Linked DNA regions of Homo sapiens: region 1 is linked to region 2. A link is a contact called in ENCODE Hi-C or POLR2A ChIA-PET data. All regions are on one chromosome and are shown on one strand. The core of a region is the stretch at or near the end of the contact, and the rest is flanking DNA. Distances in the headings are between cores, read along the strand shown. Region 1 overlaps IMPA2 (inositol monophosphatase 2). Region 2 has its middle 18 kb from the start of IMPA2.

Region 1 (4,132 bases), core at 795-3,294, 51 kb before region 2:
CATTATCGACTCTATATTTTAAAAATATGGTCAGGTGCAGTGGCTCACAACTGTAACCCCAGCACTTTCGGAGGCCGAGGCAAAAGGCTCACTTGAGGTCAGCAGTTTGAGACCAGCCTGGCCAACATGGTGAAACCCCGTCTCTACTAAAAAATACAAAAAAATTAGCCAGATGTGGTGGCGCATGCCTGTAGTCCCAGCTACTCAGGAGGATGAGGCAGGAGAATTGCTTGAACCTAGGATGTGGAGGCTGCAGTGAGCCAAGACTGCACCACCGCACTCCAGCCTGGGTGACAGAGTGAGATCCTGTTTCAAAAAACAAAACAAAACAAATAAAAAATACGTACTTCCTAGCACAGTCCAGTGAAAAGGCAACAAAGACTGACCCAGGAACAGGAAGTCCCCCCAGAACGCAGACTATGACCTTAGGAGGCCACTTTCCATAAAAACGAGACAATTGGAAATTTGAACACTGATGGGATTATTTGCTGATTTTAGGGATGCATTTTGGGTAGAGAGTGATATTGATGATGTGATTGTATTTGTAAGAGAGCAGTCTGTTTTTGGAGACACGCTGAAGTACTGACTAGGAAGTGACCTGATGCCTGGGATTGGCTCCAGGCAGCTGGGGGTGGCGGGAGCTGGTGGACACACACGAAGCAGGCGTGCTGCCATGTGAGGGGTCATGGGGCATCATTTTGCTTTTTCTGTGTACTTTGTGTATGTCTGAAATTTGCATGGTAGAATTTGAAGAAGCAGCTAATAAAATTCTTGCCTTCTTCTAATCCTTTACCTCTATCCAGTGCTGTTTTTTAACTTGTGAGTTGAAGATATTCCAGCAAGGCATAATAGAAATAAGAAAGGGGAAGCCAAGGGAAGCAGAAAGAGAGAGGGAGAAAGAGAGAGAGATTAGTGGTGCTTGTTTTAATGACTGTGTCCTCCAGAAACAAGTCCTAATTTTAACAACGGGGCATGACTTGATTGGTTTTGTGCAAAGATTCAAGTTTCTTCTTTGATAATGGTTCTCATTTTAGGATACTGTGCCCCAGGCACTATGCTGGGTGCTTTATATGCGTAACTTATTTAATCCTCTCGGTTATTTTTATTATCATCAGCATCCCCGTTTTCAATATGAGGACTGAGATTCAGAGAGGTTAAGGAACTTGCTCGAGTTCTAGTCACCTTAGAAAGTGGCAGAATCGGCCAGGTGTGGTGGCTCACACCTGTAAGCCCAACACTCTGGGAGGCCGAGGCGGGTGGATCACTTGAGGTCAGGAGTTTGAGACCAGCCTGGCCAACATGGTGAAACCCCGTCTCTACTAAAAATACAAAATTAGTCAGGTGTGGTGGTGCGCACCTGTAATCCCAGCTGCTTGGGAGGCAGAAGAATCACTTGAACCCAGGAGGTGGAGGTTGCAGTGAGCCAAGATTGTGCCACTGCACTCCAGCCTGGGTGACAGAGCAAGACTCCATCTCAGAAAAAAAAAAAAAAAAGCGGCAGAATCAGGATCTGAAATTGGGTCTGCATGGTGCCAAGAGACCGTGCTGCTGAAGAGCATGCACTGTCACCTCCTGAAGTCCATCTACCCATAGGAAAGAAAACAACCATGGTAGAAAACACGTGGAACCGCCTGTCCTGAATGGGCCAGTTTAGGTTTTCACTGATTCTTTTTGGCCTTTCTCCCATATGGAGGAATTTGGTGATATTTTATAGCATTGTGAGACAGGTACTGTAGGGAACAGAAGAATACCAGACAAATGAGAGAAGCCTCAGACTAGCAGCAGCTATCTGCTATGCATTTTATCCATCAGAATTTTTCTAAAGTCACAAATGAGTTTCAGAACATGAGCACTTCATGTTTCCTTCATTCTACGAAATTACCAGGCCTACTGGGGGCCACATAAAGGGGCCCTGGACAAAGCCCTTGCCCTAGTGGAGTTGGTGCTTGAGCTAGCAGCCTGCAGGCTGGGAGGACGCAGAGTTGCAGCCTGACTGAGCTACACGGGCGGGCAGCCAGGATGCCAAGAGCATGTTAATAGAGTTCAGTGTTATAATCCAGTGAAATATAGAGCAAAGTTCACCCGAGCATGCTTAGTAGCATGCTTCCTCACCACCAGTTACACAATGAGGCTGGAGTGGGCACCTCCTGGCACGCACAGCTGTAATTAAAGCTACTTTTTTCACTGCCAAACAAAACACTTCTGGAGAGGGAAGGTGAGGCAGGGCCAGAGGCCATTCCAAGGCCTCTCTGGGATCAGAAGCTCTAACTGGTGAGTCCAACTGCTGGTTGCCCCTCAGAGGCCCCCATGACTTCTCCCTTCCCCTGCTCTGGGCTCTCCTGCAGCCACCTCCTCTCCTTTGCACAATCTTGCCCTTCGTGTCCCTCACACAGTGGCGGGCCCTCTCCTGACACCTCATCCATCCTGGCCCGCCACTTTCCTGGCCGCACGGGCTCACAGCAGCAGAGATGGGCCATGGCCATAGCTCCTCTCGCTGCCTCGAAGGCCATCTGGGCACACAGGCATCAGCCAGGGAGGAAAGAAGTAGGAATAAATAGAGACAATGAAGAAAGGTTGCCAGGAAAGGAATTTTTAAGAGAGGCTGGAAGTGGGTCAAGAGGGGAGGCGGCAGGGAGGCTGATGGGAGAGCAGAAGAAAGAGTGTAACTGGCAGGGAATGAGATGGGGGGCCCTGCATGATGTCCACGCCAGAGACACACAAGGCAGAAACAAGCAGCAGTGCACTTCCGCCTTTTCAAACCCAGACATGCAGGTATTATGGAGCTTGTAAAATCTCCCATGCAGCTGCTGCTAGTCTGAGGCTTCTCTCATTTGTCTGGCATTCTTCTGTTCCCTACAGTACCTGTCTCACAATGCAGTTAAAATATCACCAGATTCATCCATGTGGGAGAAAGGCCGAAAAGAATCAGTGAAAACCTAAACTGGCCCATTCAGGACAGGCGGTTCCAGGCAGTATGCAGGGAATGGGAACCCCTCTCTCAGAGCCACTGGATGACCCTGAGATTCTGGGCTAAGGAAATCACGGCAGGCCATAACTGCAGAGGGGCTAAGGTGCCTCTTCACATGACTCATTCCCCAGGATGGCTCTTCTCACAGAAGCTGAAGCCAGTTACTGTTGTGCACACTCAGGGGCCACAGACTGCACCTGGGCAGCAGTGCCTGGGCAAAATCGGGACCACCGAGGTGTGCCGGGTGCTCTGAGGGGAACAAGCACCTGGCCTCGGGCTGCTCACCCAATCCCACTACAACCAAATCGTGACTGCGACTGGAGTACTTTTAGCCTGAAAGATGAGGGATGTGAGCGCAAAGCAGAATGAGGTTATTTAAAGCTCCTGGCCACGTGAACAAAAACACTAACATACAGAACTGGCTCCATTTCCAGTTCATCAGGGACACGATGTCCCTAAAAAGAGATGACACCATCAGCAAGGGACCTCCACCACCGTCCCACATCATGGTGGCTTTGGCATTCTCCTTTCACACTTTTATTTCAGAAGTAAACTGAGACGAGCGTTGTGAAGCCCACCTGTCTCCCCGGAGACCCGGAGCCGCTGGCCATTGCAGAAGGCGCCCCGACCCCGCCGGCCCGTGTACAGCCGCTCCTCTGTGCAGTGGTAAATCACTCCGAATTCAAGCTGTGGGCGGCAGAGGCAGGACAGAAAACAAAGATGGTTCACTCGTTTGATGTGGGAAAAAACATTGTTATTCAAAGATGAAGGCTGCGCTAGGCGTTAGGATAACACATTACACTGTGACAGAAATTACCTTTCCAAAAGGAACTGAGAAAAAGCAGTGCCTGCATTTAAAATGAGACCTGGACATAAAAGCAAGCTTGCTTTTGCTAAATAAGTACAATTTTAAAATATATTCAGACAAACAAAACTTTAAAAATTAACATCATAATCAAGTATTAGTAACCAGAAGTTATTGAAAAAGCTTAATTTTTTAGAAAGGCCCCTTTTGTTGCTGAAAAAAAGAATGTTACTTGTGACTCTAACCAAACCCCACAAGAAATCCTCAAAATTGCTGATGTGTGAAGAATGGAGAATGCATCTGTAAAGCCAGCGGAATCTCAGAAGCCCAAGGACAGCCCCAGCGAGGAAGAGGCACCG
Region 2 (4,071 bases), core at 175-2,674:
TCCCAGCTACTCGGGGGGCCAAGGTATTAGAATCACTTGAACCCGGGAGGCAGAAGTTGCAGTGAGCTGGGATGGTGCCATTGCACTCCAGCCTGGGGGACAAGAGCAAGACTTCATCTCAAAAAAATAAAAAAAAAAGTGATTGTTGGCCGGGCGTTGTGGCTCACACCTGTAATCTCAGCACTTTGGGAGGCCGGGACGGGTGGAACATCTGAGGTCAGGAGTTTTAGACCAGCCTGACCAACATGGTGAAACCCCGTCTCTACTAAAGATGCAAAACTTAGCCGGGCGTGGTGGTGCACGCCTGTAATCCCAGCTACTCAGGAGGCTAAGGCAGAAGAATCACCTGAACCCAGGAGGCGGAGGGTGCAGTGAGCCGAGATCGCGCCATTGTACTCCAGCTTGGGCAACAAGAGCGAAACTCCGTCTCAGAAAAAAAAAAAAAAGTGATTAAAAAAAAAAATTTTTTTTTGGCCGTGCGTGGTAACTGACGCCTGTAATCACAGCACTTTGGGAGGCTGAGGCAGGCGGATCACTAGGTCAGGAGATCGAGACCATCCTGGCTAACAAGGTGAAACCCCGTCTCTACTAAAAATACAAAAAATTAGCCAGGCGTGGTGGCATGTGCCTGTAGTCCCAGCTACTCAGGAGGCTGAGGCAGGAGAATGGCGTGAACCCCGGAGGCGGAGCTTGCGGTGAGCCGAGATTGCACACTGCACTCCAGCCTCGGAGACAGAGCAAGACTCTGTCTCAAAAAAAAAAAAAAAAAAAAAATTTGAGACAAGGTCTCACTCTGCCACACAGACTGGAGGGCAGTGGGTTCACTGCAGCCTTGAACTTCCTGGGCTTAGGTGATCCTCCCACCCCAGCCTCCCAAGTAGCTGGGACTACAGGTGGATGCCACCACACCCAGCTAATTTTTGTATTTTTTTTGTAAGGACACGGTTTCACTATGTTGCCCAGGCTGGTCTTGAACTCCTGGGCTCAAGCAAAATGCCTGTCTTGGCCTCCCAAAGTGCTGGGATTATAGGCATGAGCCACCATGCCTAGCCAATTGTTAAAATTTGCTAGAAGGAATGTGAATGAAGTGGAACTAAAAACTCTTTTAAAATCAAATATTAATTTTTAAGACCAAGGCATCTCCGAATAATTTTTCCTCTGCACAGAAAAACATCCTCAAGGGTACTGAAAAATGTACTGACTCCTAAAACTCTCCCAAATGTATTTCTCTGGGAGTGGTGGTAGTAGGGGAACCATCCCTGAGGCAGAGAACTGAGTATATTTTATTTCTATTTATAGGAGAGTTCTACTGAAGTTGTTAATAAAGTTAACTTCTAAAGTCAATTCTACTGCTTCCATATTTGGAAAAAAAACCCTCCGTGTGTTCATGAGCATCATTCTCAAGTCATCTGTATTCCAGAGCTGAATTCACCTTTTGTTTGGCTATTTGCAAAGATTTCTAACATTTCTAACAAATGACATACATAAACCCTAAGATTGCTCACATTTTAGGCTTCTTATTTCACACGTGTGCAGTTTTATACTAATATTAACTTTGTGTTCCTATAAAAATGTTTTGCTTACAACAAGGGCCTGTTTCCTAGCATTCTGAATAGTTTTGTGATGAAGGGTGAAGACTTTTGGAAAAAGCTCAAAAAGAGAAAGAGAGAGCAGTCCCTATATCTCAGGAGAATGAGCAAGGAGATGCATTCTGAGGCAACAGTGTTAAGGTTAAGCCAGAGTATGAACACTGAGGTGTCAGCATCCTCCCAGCAGGAGGTGCATTACCAGAGCTAGCCAGGGGCCTCTTGTCTTGGCTACTGGAGAGCGTGAGGAGTGAGAGCACCAAACCATGCTAATTCCACAGGCTACCGACCTGAAGGGCCTCCCAGACTACCCTGGGGAAAGCTGTAAATGTGCTGCTAGGCTTCAGATTTAGGTAGGGCCAAAGAGAACACGTTCCTTATTTTGCAAAGGCAAGCACATAGAAAGTAACCATCTAGGCCAGGTGCGGTGGCTCACACCTGTAATCCCAGCATTTTGGGAGGCCGAGGCAGGCGGATTGTGAGGTCAGGATATCGAGACCATCCTGGTTAACACGGTGAAACCCTGTCTCTACTAAAAATACAAAAAAAAAAAAAAAGAAAGAAAAAGAAAAAATTAGTTGGGCGTGGTGGCATACGCCTGTAGTCCCAGCTACTCAGGAGGCTGAGGCAGGAGAATTGCTTGAACCCAGGAGGTGGAGGTTGCAGTGAGCAGAGATCGTGCTACTGCACTCCAGCCTGGGCGACAGAGCAAGACTTTGTCTTAAAAAAAAAAAAAAGAATAAAGAAAAAAAAGAAAGTAACCAAAGTAACCATGCACTCACTAGGCATGGTGGCTCACACCCAGTACTTTGGGAGGCCAAGGTGGGAGGTCCCCTTGAATCCAGGAGTTTGAAACCAGCCTGGTCAACATAGCGAGATCCATCTCTACAACAAAAAAAAATAAAGAAAGAAAGTAAGTAACCTGGAAGGATTCTGAAACTCCCCTAGCAGGATGGTCAAGGAGTTTATATCTCTTTATGCTTCACTTTGCTGGAGAAGCAACTCAGTACCACTGGTATTTGTGCCACAATTACTTTAAAGGTATCTAAAATTAGTATCCACCCCCCACACCATACATATAAATTATGCAAACATAAGTAGGTGATTGGAAACATTTATTTTTAGCCAATTTTGCAAAATTAAAAGACCAAAGACATTGTCAAACTAGTAGAGTGAGCCTAATATGCCTTAAATGAATAAAGAGGATTCAAATGAGAAATACAAGAAAATACAAATAGTAGATGATGCATTTAGTTAGCAATGATTTGTTGTTTAAACAAAAATATTGTTTTGGATCAACTTGTTCTCAACCAAATTATTTTGGATCCAGTGATCTGACACACAAAATGCAAATGAGGAAGGGATGCAAGCCAATGATCCAGAATAGGATCAGATTTTCCAACGGCATAATGTAAACTTTGTCCAAAGGCTCATGGGACTTTCAGTGGGTGGATTTAATGTTGTGGGGGGAGGGGGGGCAGTGCAAGAGGAGGGATAAAGGGTCAGTGCTGCCAGGACTTGTCTAGTCCTTCCACACCCTCTAATCATGATCTGCAGGCTCTTTGCAGCCTGAAAGATCCTCTGACTGATAATATTGTGGCTCTGATAATCCTATGACATTACTAACTCCTGGTTGCTCCAAGAAACTTTCCTTCTTTATCAAATTCCAAGCTTCTCCATAAGGAAGGCTGTAGCAGGAACAGAGAGATGTATGCAGTACTGAAAACAGCAGTGGCAGAAATGATTCAAAGCTTTCTTGCCTTCTAAGAACACCAAAAATTAAATTTATTTAAGAATAAATATCCTGAGACTGCTGGGAGGGAGAAAAGGGCATAGAGACTTGTTTTAGAAACATGATTTATCAGGCAAACTGCGCACTGTCCCCTTTTTAATGGCTCAGGATGTTGCAGAAGAATGGAACATTAGTATATTATGCTGAAATTTTGGTTGGGCGCGGTGGCCCACGCCTGTAATCCTAGCACTTTGGGAGGTCGAGGCAGTCAGATCCCCTGAGGTCAGGAGTTTGAGATCAGCCTGGCCAACATGGTGAAACCCCGTCTCTACTAAAAATACAAAAATTAGCTGGGTGTGGTGGTACGTGCCTGTAATCCCAGCTACTTAGGAGGCTGAGGCAGGAAAATCACTTAAACCTGGGAAGCGGAGGTTGCGGTGAGCCGAGATCATGCATTTACACTCCAGCCTGGGCAACAGAGCGGGACTCAGTCTCAAAAAAAAAATATATATATATATATATATTATAATATATTATAATATATTAATATGTAATATACATTAATATATTATAATATATTAATATGTAATATATTAATATATAATACATAATATACATTATACATAATATAATACATATATACTATATATTTTTATACATATTATATTTTTATATAAGTTTATATATTATATATTACATATAAATGTTTTGTATATTTTTATAATTTTTAATATATAATATATAAATATACAT

The links. Hi-C counts contacts between places; a loop is a spot of excess contacts on that map. ChIA-PET counts read pairs that join two places held with the same protein, here RNA polymerase II (POLR2A).
Region 1: a loop to region 2 is called in a map of astrocyte of the cerebellum, with 6 times the contacts of the local background. The contact joins two enhancer-like sites. A Hi-C loop is called at or near these places in 2 of 168 maps with a recorded cell type or tissue (astrocyte of the cerebellum and sciatic nerve). POLR2A ChIA-PET finds 5 or more read pairs at or near these places in 4 of 52 experiments (HCT116, PC-3, WTC11 and 1 more).

Annotation. Positions count from the first base shown.
Region 1 is chr18:12,013,788-12,017,919 of GRCh38, reverse strand. IMPA2 (inositol monophosphatase 2) reads right to left here. Exons shown (of 8, transcript NM_014214.3): 5 at 3,547-3,655. Among named protein-coding and RNA genes, the nearest start is that of IMPA2, 34 kb to the right of the region's middle. Within about 2 kb of position 2,044, at least 16 of the 41 ENCODE cell types and tissues checked have a DNase peak (open chromatin) inside an H3K27ac peak, as active enhancers do.
Region 2 is chr18:11,961,809-11,965,879 of GRCh38, reverse strand. No RefSeq gene overlaps it. Among named protein-coding and RNA genes, the nearest start is that of IMPA2, 18 kb to the left of the region's middle. Within about 2 kb of position 1,424, at least 2 of the 41 ENCODE cell types and tissues checked have a DNase peak (open chromatin) inside an H3K27ac peak, as active enhancers do.